Regions from separate parts of the Homo sapiens genome. Here region 1 is linked to region 2. A link is a contact called in ENCODE Hi-C or POLR2A ChIA-PET data. All regions are on one chromosome and are shown on one strand. The core of a region is the stretch at or near the end of the contact, and the rest is flanking DNA. Distances in the headings are between cores, read along the strand shown. Region 1 holds the start of ARV1 (ARV1 fatty acid homeostasis modulator). Region 2 holds the start of ARF1 (ARF GTPase 1).

Region 1 (6,378 bases), core at 2,477-4,976, 2.9 Mb after region 2:
TGTCTCTAAAAAAATAGAAAAAACAACAGCACCTACTTCAGTATCAAAAGGATTAAAAAAGATTGCAGAGTGTTTATGACAATATAACTAAAAAAGTGAGGAAAGAATTGGAAAAATACTTCTGTTCATCATTTCCTCCGACAGTTACAAATTAAAGATAGGGCTTTGGCAACAGGAAATTTACTTTTATTTTTAAAATATGTACAATACAGTGTTCATTTTTTTAAAATAATATTTTTTCTCTACAAGTAAACAAAGAGAGAAGACAAGTTTGTGGTTATATGCTTTTCAAGTAAAAAGGTAAAAATAAATAAAATATCAAAAAGGTAAAATGTAAAAATGTGGAGTAGAAAATATTAAGGGCGGATCAGGAAACATGCAAAGCTCAAGCTGAGACATATGGCACCAGAGGGACATCCATGCCTGTCACTTCTGCAGTAGATCTGGGTGGGGCTCAGCCCACTGAGCATTAGGCTGTTCCCTGGGACATGGATGCCATGTGACGGTGGTGTGCATAGCTGGGCCAGCCATTGCTAGTGTGTTGTCTTTGGATTGGTGGGCTCCCACCAGCCACTGTCCTTGTATGTACAATCACTGGCGGTTCTGTCTCAAGGGAATACATATACTGCTTGTAAGAAGGTATGCAGATTTAAATTTAGACCCAAGCAGGCATCAGCTCAGCCATTTGAACCTGAAAGCTGTGGGAAAGATTCTGAAAAGTGGTTGTGCTGCTGTGTTTGTCCTCAGTATATGTGCTGGATTGATATGAACAGGTTTGTGGCTGGACAGGCAAGCAAGAGACGATGGCATGATCAATGCTTAGTAAAGCCAAGTCTGTATGATTCTGAAGAACTGACTAGTTCTGGATCCTGACATTTGTCTAGACCCTAATGTTGCTCAAATGGGTCTCCGGATACAGAGCATCAGCTGCCCCTCAGGCTATGGCACGGTTAGTTGTAAATCCCGAATTCATCCCCACATCCTAGGACAGAGAAGAAATGAAACAGGTTTCATAGGGTCCAGCTTCTACATAGTTGTCCAGGGCGAAGAGGGAGAAATGAGAAGTATTTCAGTAGCCCCTACAACAACAGAGTTGGCTTTTGTCGCATACTGCAGCCAGGAAAGCTGAGGGAAACAGCTGGAGCTCCAAGTAGTTGATTCTGGAAATGACTTCTTGGGTGACCACAGCGGCAGCTGCCCCACTTTAGCACCTGTTGGTAGCTACTCACACAGCCAGGGGAGGTGATCTGAAAGACTCAGGTCGTTCATTTGCAACAGTAAATTTTAAATTCCAAGCTAGAAAAAATAAGTACTACATGGGAGAGAGAAAAAGAAGGTAGAAACATCTAAATAAATTATGTTTACAGCTTCATGATACAGTGTTCATCCTCCAGGGAAATATCGTAATACAAGTCAGAGCTGGCTTGAACAGGGTTCTTAAATACTGGTGGTTAGCCTGATGCCAAAGAATCAAATAAGCCACCAACATCAATGATACCAATAGATATCATAGTATTAATCGATACATACCTTCTACTGTCTAAACGCTGGGGCTCCTTTAGCCAGTGAGCACCACATGAGCAAAGGAGAAAGGGAAATTTACCCAACATGCACCATATGCAAGTAAATACTTCAGATGTGGTTTGCCTACCTACAACCACTTAATGGTTAGGACAAAGGCTTTGTCTGGAGCCCGACTTCATGGGTTCCTCCTTTGGCAGCTGTGGGATCTCAAGAAGATGACAATTTCACTATGTTTCAGTTTGTTCATCTGAGAAAATGAGCCACCATCTAATGAGGTGGTTATTGTTTTTCTGATAGACTAATATACTAGGCTCATAGACCTAAAGCACTTATAACAGCACCTGGCATACAGCAAGCACTCAATATATGTCGGCTACTTCTCATTTCCCTCACAGCACCCTCGTGAGGAAAATAAAACCCCACAATTAGGTGAACAGTGTTTTCCACTTACAGAGGAGGCATTTTACAAAGACAGGTAATTCACTTGCTCAGAGATACAGAAAGTGACAGAGGTAAGTAAATGCCATTCTTTCTCCACCGTGCAAGGCTGGCCGTGTTACTTACGCCGTTACCAGCTAAGGCCTACCGCAAAATAAAAAAGTCACAAACCTCTCAGTGAGTGACACTTCCTCAAGGAAGTCAGACTGTACTAAAAGGAAATCAGATTGTGCTAATCTTGACGTCTCATCTCAACTAAAAAAAAAAGGTATTGTTTTCCCAGGTACACAATGCCGAAGAAAACCACTGCCAAGTCTTAAAAGCAACCATCTCCCAGTGGGTTCGGTAGACCCCGGTCCTTCCCAAAGCAAGCCATAAGGGAACTCACATAGAGAAGGGGGAAAGAGAAAGGGAGGAGATTGATGGGTAAAAAGACCCACGACAGAACTTCAAAACAAAAAAATGTACACACGTATTTTGTCCCAGAGGCATCTGCTATGATTTATTAAACTGAAGCCAATAGCGCCCATTCTTAATGAATGAGCTGGCGTAGCTCCAATACACACACGGCACTGACACACAGGCTCAAGGCCTGCAGGGGCCTTTTTTCCCTCTGGGAGACACCTGACAGATCGCAGGTTGATCTTAAACAACTGGAAGCAAGATGTCAACGAGCAGATAAGATGGGCTTGCTCTTTTTTTCCATTCCAGGGATCCAATTTTTAGGAACTGTTGTATACGAGACATTAACCCGGGAGGTCAGGAAGCCTGATTTCCAGGCCTAAGATGTGCCAGGCGTCTCCCTCCGGGGGCGGGCTCCGCAAGCCGCCGGGCTGGTTGCTCGTCCGCCCGCCCCTCCCTCGCCCCTTCGGCATCCTCGGGAGGCCGGCGGCGGGAACAGGGCTGCCCCGGGCCACCTGCCATCTCCTCCGCCACCCTTCCAACAGTTGCTTCAGACTCAGGAGAGAGGCCGCCCTGGCCCCAGGAGCATGCTGTCAGCTCATTTCTCGACTCGCCGCCCTGCCCAAAGGCGGCTGCAGGAGGGCGCGCGGCGGCGTGGGTGGCAGCGGCGGGAAGCTGCCCGCCAGGACCCCTGGCCGAGCCGGCTCCCGCGGATCGCGCGCCGCAGCCGGAGGCGTGAGGCCCGGGCGACCCGTACCCCGGCCCGGGACCCCAGCCCCGCTGCCCCGCCGCCCCGGCCGACTCGGACGCCCGCCGCCGCCCACTCACCGCCGCACTCGGCAGAGTACTGGTCCCCCCAGTCCCCGGACTGCGGGCTGCAGCCGCCGCCGCCCGCCGGGGCCTCCTGCTGCTGCCGGTGCTGCAGCTCCTGCTTGAGCAGGGAGAGCGGCGAGTAGTGCTCGGTGGCCAGGGCGCCTGGCCGCAGCCCGGCGGACAGGACCCCCAGCAGCAGCAGCAGCAGGACACGCCGGGCGGCGCCCGCGGCGGCCACAGCGCCGCCCCAGAAGCAGCAGCAGCAGCAGCAGCCGGCAGGTGCCATCTTCCCTCAAGGCGCATGCGCGACAGCCCTTGCCCGGCTCTCAGGCCTCCCCGCCTCTAACCTACGGCGGGCAGGTGGACCGTGGCAAGGGGGCGGGACAAGGGGAGAAGCATTGTGTGCTGGGAATGGTAGTCCCAGCTCGGCCAGCCCGGGGCCGCCTTGCCGGTGCCGGGACTACGAATCCCAATAAGCCCGCGCGGCGCAAGTCTTCCGGTCTGGCGTCTGACGTCTTACCCTCCACAGAATCGGAAGTTCTGGACTGCAGTTGAGTGGAAATGGGCAACGGCGGGCGGAGCGGCCTGCAGCAGGGGAAGGGGAACGTGGATGGGGTGGCAGCGACTCCTACTGCTGCCTCGGCCTCCTGCCAGTACAGGTGCATCGAATGCAACCAGGAGGCCAAAGAGTTGTACCGAGACTATAACCACGGTGTGCTGAAGATAACCATCTGTGTGAGTTGTCAGGTGTGGGGTGCCCTTGAGAAGAAAATGGCGCGGCGGGATTTGGGGACCGCGAGGAGCAGGGTCCTCTGATACAGTCTTTAGTTCGGTAGTTGACATTCCCGCCCGGGATCTTTGCATGAATATCTGTACTGATAGAGAACTCAGCTACCCGACAGCGCTTTTCTCATACTGGGGCATATTTGGGTGATATGACCTAAGCCGGCGAACGGACCGGACCGACAGACAGAGGTAGATGTGGGCATTTTGCAGAGAAATTTAAAGATCAATTAGGTTGACATTTTGGTTCATGCCAAAGCTACTTCCTTCTAGCTCTTCTCCCTTTGACAGAGAGATGGTACCATCCTTACCCTCCACAACCCATGTTGAATTCACCTACGATGCTTTTTAAAGGTTTCATCAATTGTCGTTATTGGATGTCTACGGTGTACAAAGCACTATGCTAGACGTTGGTGGTACAAAACCCAAAAGTGAGGAAGTAAAAATTCTCATTTCAAGGTGTTCGTAGAATACCTTGAACTTTCTGATGATTTTCCATCTCAGAGTTAAGGCCCGAATCCCTGAACTGGCTTATAAGGCCCTATGGAGTCTCCTGCTACTCTTTCCCTTCTTTATTTTACGGCAGAGAGAATAATCTTATGTTTAAAGAGTCTACAAAGTTGGAGGTTCTTTGGGGGTATTAATTAGCAAAGAACCTGTCACAGAATAGACAGTACATTTTTGTCCCATTTCAGATCTTGTGATTTTCTAATCTCTTTAGTAAATTATGGTCTGTAGTAATATACAAGAGAATTGACAAACTGAGTGTATACCTGTATAATCTGCCAACCACATAACGTTCTGATGCATACAACCTCAATTTCCTGTTCCTCTCTCAAGTACTTTCCCTCTTTTGTCAAAATGTCAACCCTTGTTAAATCCAACATATTGCCTGGTCTTGTCCCTGTACCCATGCAGCAGTACGTTGCTGGGGAAAAACAAATTTGTGACGATTAACCTCATATAGGCCTTTCATGATTTCTGGCAATCTTATTTCGGTTTTTTTTTTCTTTCTTTCTTTCTTTTTGAGATAGAGTTTCCCTCTGTCACCCAGGCTGGAGTGCAGTGGGGCACTCTCAGCTCACTAAAACCTCTGCCTCCCAAGTTCAAGCAATTCTCCTGCCTCAGCCTCCCAAGTAGCTGGGATTACAGGCCTGCACCACCACGCCGGGCTAATTTTTGTATTTTTAGTAGAGACCAGGTTTCACCATGTTGACCAGGCTGGTCTTGAACTGACCTCAAATGATCCACCCACCTCGGCCTCCCAAAGTGCTGGGGTTACAGGCATGAGCCACTGCGAAAACAGAAGAGAACTTCCACCAGGTTTGCAACAACATAAACCCAATACTAGCATTTGTTATTTCTTTACTGTACTGTCTTCTTCTGCCTTCTGCTGGATCATTCCCACCAGCATGCATACTGTTACTTCTTCCATCAAAAAAAAAAAAAAAACCAACACCACCAACAAAATACACTTGCTGCCACTTCCCCCTTTAGCTTCTGCTCTTTTTCTTCTTAATTAGAAAGCAGACCTTCTAAGATATGTTTGTACTGTCTATTTCCTTTCCTAGTTTCTCTTGAACCTGCTTTAGTCACATTCCCACCCGCATTTCATTAGAAACTGTTCTTGTTAAGATCACCACTTCCACTTTGCTAAATCCAGTAGTCGATTCTCAGTTAATGATCAGCAGCATTTTACCTCATTACTTCCTCCTCCTTGAAATGCTGTGTGCGCTTCCCAGGATTCAGTGCTCTTCTTATTGTCTTCTTACTTCACTGGCTGTTACCCCTCAATCTCCTTTCTGCTTTTGCTTCACCTCCCTTACCTCTTAATCATGGTGTATTCCAACGCATAGTCATCGTGCCTCTTTCTGTCTGCATGCTTTCCCTTGAAGAGCTCATTCTGTCTCATGGCTTTAAATACCGTCAAAATTTTGACAATTTCCAAATTTATATTTCTACCCTGAACCTCTTCCCTGAACTCCAGACTTAAATGTCCAACTACCTACTTGACTTCTCCACTTGGATTTCAATAGACAGCTCAAATATACCCATCACAGTTAATGGCAACTTTACCATTTTAACTCCTAAGACCAAGAAACCTTGGTGTCATCCCTATTTCTACTCTTCCTCTCACATCCCATATTCAGGTATTCAGCAAATCCTGTTCTGTCTTCAAATTATGTTCAGAATCCACTACTTCTCACTACTCCTGCTGCTACAATCCTCATCCAAGCCACCATGATGTCTACCTGAACTATTGTTGTAACTCCTATCTGGTCTCCCTACATCATCCTTGTACCTCTTCAGTCTTCTCTCCACACAGTAGCCAGGGACTGATCCTTTAAAAATGTAATTTAGATCATATCATCTCTTTGACCAAAACTTTCTGATGATTTTCCATCTCAGAGTTAAGGC
Region 2 (6,989 bases), core at 4,407-6,906:
AAAGGAAGCCCTGAAAGAGAGGTGCAGACCCCAGCCCCCTAAAACCTGGAGGTGGGTCTCAAGAGAAAAGCTTCACCCAGGAGGAGCCCGGCAGGCACCTTCACAATGTGCCTCTCCCTTTCCCCCATCCGTGGGGGCCTGGCCCTTCCTCACTCCCAGCCCCGCCACCTCATAGGGACGTCACCCAGGCGTTGCCATGGCCCCATGCCCTGGTCAGCCTCCTGCTGGTGTCCTCATCACACCTCCATGTGGAACCTCTCTCGCACCCACCTCCAGGCCTCATCCAGATGAGACCCCTGCCCCTTCACCCACATGGCCCTTCCCAAACGGGGCACACTCAGTCATTCTCTAAGGACAAAGGGAAGCCCCCCAACCAGCTTTCCTCACCAACACATCTCTCCCATCTCTGACTTCCTGCCGCACAAGGATCGCCTTAAACAAGCCTTACTTGATGCCAACAACCCCCGACAAGCAGAGCCTTTTGTCAAAAGTCTGCTTAGCCTCTTGTATGCCCACAGCAATGGTAGCTCACTGCCAAGATGCTTCCACATTTGGAGATGCAATCTGTTCTGTGTTGGCCCCTGCCACTGGCCTGGCTGTGTCCCCTGCCACAGACCCCGTCTGTCTCCCAGTCCCTGGTTGCCCCCAGAGAGCTCTGACTCAAAAAGGCCCTAGAGCAAAGTAGCTCCACACCTTCAGCCATGTCTCTTCAAAGCCGTGGGGCAGCACCCAGTGCATTCCCAGGGCTCTGAGCTCAGATACAGGTCTCGACGGTGGCCAAGGAGATCCCAGGCAGGCCTTGAGCTGTAGGGCAAAGTTGGTCACTTTACAGAATCCCAGGTTCTGACATCCAGCCTGGAAGTAGACCGGAAAGATCCCTCTCCCCCAGGATCCCCCCGGGGGTCTCAAGGCTCAAGTAGCCATGATCATGCCACTGCACTCCAGCTGGGGTGACAGAAAGAAGGAAGGAAGGAAGGAAGGAGGGAAGGAGGGAGGGAGGGAGGGAAGGAAGGAAGGAGGGGGAGGTACTAGGGTGGGGAGTTGGCAGGTAGACAACTTGCCCAAGTCCCACGGGCAGAAGGGAGTGTCCGAAAGTAGGCAGAGGCCCACAGTCAGGGCCACTGTCTGAGTCCAGGACAGGCAGAAGGCTCATGTGTGCAGGCAGGGACCACTCTAGCTGACAAGTGGGGTTTCACCAATGCCTACGATAAGTGATGCACGGGACTGGGGAAATGGTGCCATCAGACACTTTAAGACTTGTGGCATGTCACTTTGGGGATGCCAGGTATTTTGTTATCCTGATAGGAGGAGTGGATCGGTACATGTACCCAGAGTCAGAACTTCTTTTGTTATTAGCACCTGAAATGATAAAACCAGGCCGCCTCTGTCACTCCAGTTGATCGAGGAGTATAAACAATATTTCCAGCCAGGCGTGGTGGTACCCCCCTGTACTGCCAGCATTTTGGGAGGCTGGGTTAGGAGGGTCATTTTCCCAGTTCAATACCAGCCCAAGCAACAAAGCAATACCTTGTCTTTAAAAATAAAAATAAAAAAGAGAGAAAATATTTACAGATTTCATGCAACAGCTCTGAGATGAAAAGTTCTGATATTTCAGCAACAAAAACCACAGGTATTGCTAATACTGCTTTTGGGGAATGCTGCTTGCATTTAAGATGGGAGGAAATGCTAAATGTCACTCAGAGGTTAAGAAGAGCCAAGATGTGCTTTTCTGCAATCCCTCCCCAGGGTGCTCACCTCACCGGCTCCCCATTTGTCCACCCAGGCATGACAATAGGCTGGAACCAGAGAGAAAACAGTCCTTTCCCTGAGAAGCCAGCCTGCCTGGGAAAACAAGGTCCCCTGAGAGCTAGTCCAGGGGAGGGACATGTGCAGCTCTAGGCTTTCATCTGAGGTTTGGAGGGCTGGCAGGAGATGGGGAAACTGAGGCCGGAGTGAATATAAGGGGAAACAGGTGATGCTTTAAAAGGACCAGAAATCAGACGACTGTGAGCAAACTCCCTGGAGTTCACGGAACTCAACTGTAATTTCCTAAGCCACTGTGTAGTGCAGGCAAGCCGCTGGGACCCTCACCACTGGCCACCGGCTTCCCGAATGACCCCAGACCCCAGCCCAGGCCCAGAAGGCAGGGCAGGGCCACCCTGAGCTGGGAGGTGGGGGCTTCTCCCAGGGCCCATGCAGTCAGCATAGCCGTAATAATTCCTGTGGCGTGCTCCAGGTCCTGTGGTGTGACCAGCCAGAGGGTAGGCTTTGGGTAGGGGTCTGGGGAAGAAGGAAACAGGGCCAGGCAGAGGGGACAGCAGGGTCCTATCCCCACCTCACCCCCCAGAGAAGTCTTTAAGGGTATGAGTTCTTCCTGCCACAGGTCTTAGAGGTTGAGTGTTTGGACTAAGCCCTGAGCGTGAGGAGGAAGTACTGACTCTGGTGGAGGCAGCGCCACCCTGCAGAACACCCTGGCATCTTGCAGTGTGATTCTCCAGCTTTAGCCCACCTAGAGTCTCCCAACAGAGAGAGCGGGCAGAGCAACCATGTTGGAGACAGAGTGGGGCAGGATATCCAGAGAGGTGAACTCTGTCCTGGGATGCCTGGTGTAGTAGTGAGCTCCCCATCACTGGAGGAATCCAAGATAACATTGCAGTCTGCAGAGGCACCAAAGTGCTTGTTCCCCAAGAGGGAGGGCAGGGCTGGGGAAAGAGTAAAGGTGTTGGCAATAAGCAGACTTGGGCATGGAGTAGTCAAGCTCCAGAGGGGTTCCATCCTAGCTGTGTGACATCAGGTACGTGTGAGACCTCTCTGAACATCTGTGGCCTGGCTCAAATGCCGCACACTTCATAGCCCTGCACTCAGAGGTTGACCAAAGTGCCTGCCAGGCCTGAGGTGGGCTGGGGTCCCCTTCACCTAGCCACAATGGCTGCCTACTAGGTCTCCCACATGGGTATTCCTGCTCCTTTGCCCCAGACAGCCCATCTGTCCTTCCAGCCACCTTCCCTAGGAGGCCAGCCCGTTCTGTTGTTTGGCATCCCTGTCTCTGACCTGGTTCTCGGGTGCAGCCACCCCCAGAGGAGAGAAGCCCAGCCCAACCTGAGCTGGCGTCTTTGAGACTGACAATGGAGGCGGCCACGAAGGCTGGAGGGTCCCTGCCCAGCCTGGCCCCCAAACCCCTCCCTCCAGTCAGCTCATCCCACCCCTCTTGGCTAAACCTCATCTGATCCCAGGGACCTCAGAGGAGAGAGAAAGGGATCCCTACTCCCTAGGCAGCGTTGGGGGAGCACCTGGGCCTCAATTACCCCAGGAACTCACTGCCTGACACTTCTTAACTCCCTAGTGGGTCTCCTTCCAGGGGCAGAAATCTGGGTGTGACTACCTGGGCTCCCCTGCGCCTGTTTGGCCTGAAGACATCATCTTTGCCCCGGTGGTGGTGGGGAGCCCAAACCAGGAGCACAGAATCAGCAGGAAGGGACTTTTTATTATTATTATTTTCAGACAGGGTCTCACTCTGTCACCCAGGCTGGAGTGCAGTGGCACAGTCCTACTAGGTCACTGTAACCTTGAACTTCTGGGCCCAAGCGATCCTCCCACCTCAGCCTCCCAAGTAGCTGGGACTACAGGTGTGTGCCACCACACCTGGCTATCTTTGTAAAATTTTTGTAGAGATTATGTTGCCCAGGCTGGGGAAGGTACATTTCTTAACCCTAGGGCTGGCTATACAGGAATCCATTTTATTACTTTTTAAACTGTGCATGTATCTGACATACACTCTTTCCTGTCTGCATTTTTTCACATTAAAAAATATATATTTTAAAGGGGCCAGGCACGGTGGCTCACACTTGTAATCCCAGCACCTTGGGAGGCCGAGGCGGGTGGATCACCTGAGGTCAGGAGTTCGAGACCAGCCATGGCCAACATGGTGAAACCCTGTCTCCACTAAAAATACAAAAATTAGCTGGGCATAGGGGCAGGCGCCTGTAATCCCAGCTACTTGGGAGGCTGAGGCAGGAGAATTGCTTGAACCCGGGAGGCGGAGATTGCAGTGAGCCAAGATTGTGTCACTGCACTCCAGTATGGGCGACAGAGCAAGACTCCATCTCAAAAATAAATAAATAAATAAAAAGTATTTTAAAGGAAGGGGAGGCAGGCTCTGGTTCCCACACAATCCCCGCTCAGTGACCCTGGAGCCACCCCTGGCCACGCTCTGCCAGCAGAGAACCAAAGCCAGGTCCCTTCAGCCCTAAAGAGGCCATAACCACATGTAACCCCCGTGAAATGTCCGCACATGGCCCCGCTCTGGCTGAGCAGGGAGAGGCAGCACAACCAGAAGGTTCCACAGGCATCCACAACCCTCCCTGGGGCTTTCCAAGAGTATCTGAGATGCCTGTAGGGTGGGAGACGTCCTTCCCCTAAACAGACAACCCTGCCACAGCTTCACAGAGGTGAGATTTCGGAAGGGAGCCCCAGGCAGAAAAAGGGACTAAATTTGGGGGCAGGAGGGTCACCGCTTTTGGGGACCTTCGTAGCCCCCGCAGGTGCAGCCCTGGGGGAGAGATCTGCCCATCGCAGCCTCCAGAGGCAGTGAGGACGCCCTGCCCAAGGGGCAAGCAACGTAGGTGATGGGGGCAGCAAAGGGGCGCAGGAGGCCTGGGCCAGGCCCAGTGATCCCACCCCTCAGGCCCTGCCCCCGGGCCTCGGCCTGCACAAATCAGGTTGATTCCCGACCTCCACAATACCCAGGGCACTGTGCTGCAGGGACACTTTCCCACAAGCCCAACCCCTCACAGCAGCACAAGGGAAGAGGCAAGAAGACCTGAGGGTGGTGGGCAGAGCCAGGCCTCCAGCACACGGAACACAGAGGGACTGCAACGGTCCTCTGTTCAGGTGCCTGAGAGCGGGATCTCCTCCGCCTCAACTGGATCTCAGCTTAAAGGCCAGCTCATTAGAGACCACTGTGACCTCCCTTCTGGGCGGCCGTCCCCAACCCTGGGCCCCACCCCCACGGCCCCCGCCTCACCCCGGGGTCCCCAGGCCACCTCCTCCTTTGCTTCATCTGCGGCCAGCTCCCCGGCGTCTGCTCCGGGCCCAGGTATGAGCCCGCGCGTCACTGCGGCCGCCGGGGCGCCGAGGCCAGTGCGGGGACACAGCAAGCCTCCCGCCTTCGGACCTTCCGCCGTGGCCCCGCGAGTGCCACAGGTTTCCACAGGGCCGGGGCACGTGGACCCGCGCAGCCTGGGAGCCAGGAACCCCAACCCCGGCGAGGGGCGCCTCGCACCCCCGTCCTCACGCAGTCCCCGAGGCCTCCCGGTGACTGCCGGGTGTGGGAGGAGGAAGGTGGCAACCAGCCCCGCAGCTCCAGTTGCTGCAGGAGCCCCCCGGGCCTCAGTCTCCAAATACGCCAAACGGGCGGGAGTGAGCCACAGGCTGTCTTCGCGGAAGACTCACAGGCGCAGGCGCAGACGGGTGCGCGCCCCTAGGGTGCGCGCGAGCTAAGACCGCGGCCCGGGGCAGGGTGTCCCCGGCCCCGCCCCCTGCAGCCCTACCGGAGCCAGCGCGCCTGCGTCGCGGGCGCACGGTGGGCGGAGTTCCCGGCGTCTCCGCCCCTTACCCGGCGTGCCCCGCGCCCGGAGGCGCTGACGTGGCCGCCGTCAGAGCCGCCATCTTGTGGGAGCAAAACCAACGCCTGGCTCGGAGCAGCAGCCTCTGAGGTGAGGGCGAGGGGCGCGGGCCGGTGTGGGCCGCAGAGACGTTGGAGCCGGCGGGGGCTGGGGACTGGCCTCGGGGCGACTTGAGGTTCGCGAAGGGCACGTCGACCCCCGCGGCGGCGGCGGCGACAGGGCCGGGCCGGGGGCGGACGCAGACGGGCCGGGCTGAGGCTGGGGCCCGGCCGGAGTCGGGGCTGGGCGGACGGGCGGGTCGGTGAGCTCCTCGCACCCCTCACAGGTTCCCGAAGTCGCTCGCGGCCGCTTGTCCTCCTCTGCCTGTCCCTGCCCCCGCCCGTCGCCCGGAAGTCCGCTTGGACGCCGGGCTCTTCTCCAGGAAACCTGGGCTTCCTGCTTCCCTCGCCTCTGCCTTTCTCGTTTCCCGAGGCCGCCCGCGCGTGGACGGTTGGGATTAGCGGCCGCGGGGGCCGGTGGGGGTCGTGGGGCCTCCCCCACCCGAGTACAGGCGAGCGAGCGGCATCCGGGCGGACCCCCGCCTCGGGGACCGGGAAACTGAGGCTCGGGCGGCCTGAGACGCCGTCAAGGTCATGTAGGTGGTGGGGGCTTGCATCTTCGCCTCCCGACTCCATCCAGTTCGTGTTTGCTGTGAAGACGGTACCGGGTCAGGGGTGGTGAGAGCGGGCGGGCAGGTGGACAGGAACCCCGTGCCCTTCCCTGTCTGCTGAACGGAATGCGTGGACCTCCGGGGGAGCCCAGAGTGCCTCCCTTCACACCAGTGAGACGCAATTTGGGGTCAGCACTCAGGGCACCGGTGGCCTCCAGAGGGCCGGTCGATCTTCGCTTTAACTCCAGGGTGGTTTCCTTGACGTTGTCGGCAGTAGATAAGAAGGCCTCTTCTGAGCTGGTGAATCTTTAACCTACCTGAATCTTTAACCTGCCTGCGGAACGACCTGCTCGCAGACTCTAGGCCGCAGAGGCCGGCCCCAGCGCTCTCTCGGAGCACAGCCTGGGTGGTTACGGCGTGTGAGATTGGGGCTGGACAGCCGTGCGCACCTAGAGTGTTAAATAACCATTCCGACGGCACCTCCTGGCACTCCCTTTCAGTCCAGGCAGCCAGTTGCTGCTTTGCAGGAATTGAGCAGAAATGCACTCGGAATCGCGGGCAGGAAAAGAAGGGAGGTCGGAGGCTTTGGATGGTCCCCGAAGTCGCCGCCTAGTTGAGAGCTGTAGAGTTGGTGCCACTGCCCCTGTTGGAGTGGGCAGTTGTAGTTCTTGTTTCAGAACTAGTGGTCAGCAGTTTTCTTTGCCGGCTGTTGCAAG

The links. Hi-C counts contacts between places; a loop is a spot of excess contacts on that map. ChIA-PET counts read pairs that join two places held with the same protein, here RNA polymerase II (POLR2A). Pooled maps may share reads with other maps.
Region 1: a map of CD4-positive, alpha-beta memory T cell shows a loop between it and region 2 (16-fold over the local background). The contact joins the promoter of ARV1 here to the promoter of ARF1 in region 2. A Hi-C loop is called at or near these places in 1 of 168 maps with a recorded cell type or tissue (CD4-positive, alpha-beta memory T cell), 2 of 37 single-sample maps with no recorded cell type and 11 of 50 pooled maps. POLR2A ChIA-PET finds 5 or more read pairs at or near these places in 1 of 52 experiments (activated CD4-positive, alpha-beta T cell).

Annotation. Positions count from the first base shown.
Region 1 is chr1:230,975,368-230,981,745 of GRCh38, forward strand. It overlaps ARV1 (ARV1 fatty acid homeostasis modulator), which reads left to right and starts at 3,727. Exons shown (of 6, transcript NM_022786.3): 1 at 3,727-3,912. The coding sequence starts at 3,739. It overlaps TTC13 (tetratricopeptide repeat domain 13), which reads right to left and starts at 3,494. Exons shown (of 23, transcript NM_024525.5): 1 at 3,193-3,494. The coding sequence starts at 3,463. RefSeq lists silencers at 2,809-3,098, 3,119-3,378 and an enhancer at 3,659-3,958.
Region 2 is chr1:228,077,052-228,084,040 of GRCh38, forward strand. ARF1 (ARF GTPase 1) reads left to right here and starts at 5,657. Exons shown (of 5, transcript NM_001658.4): 1 at 5,657-5,714. RefSeq lists silencers at 4,954-5,083, 5,094-5,913, 5,944-6,043.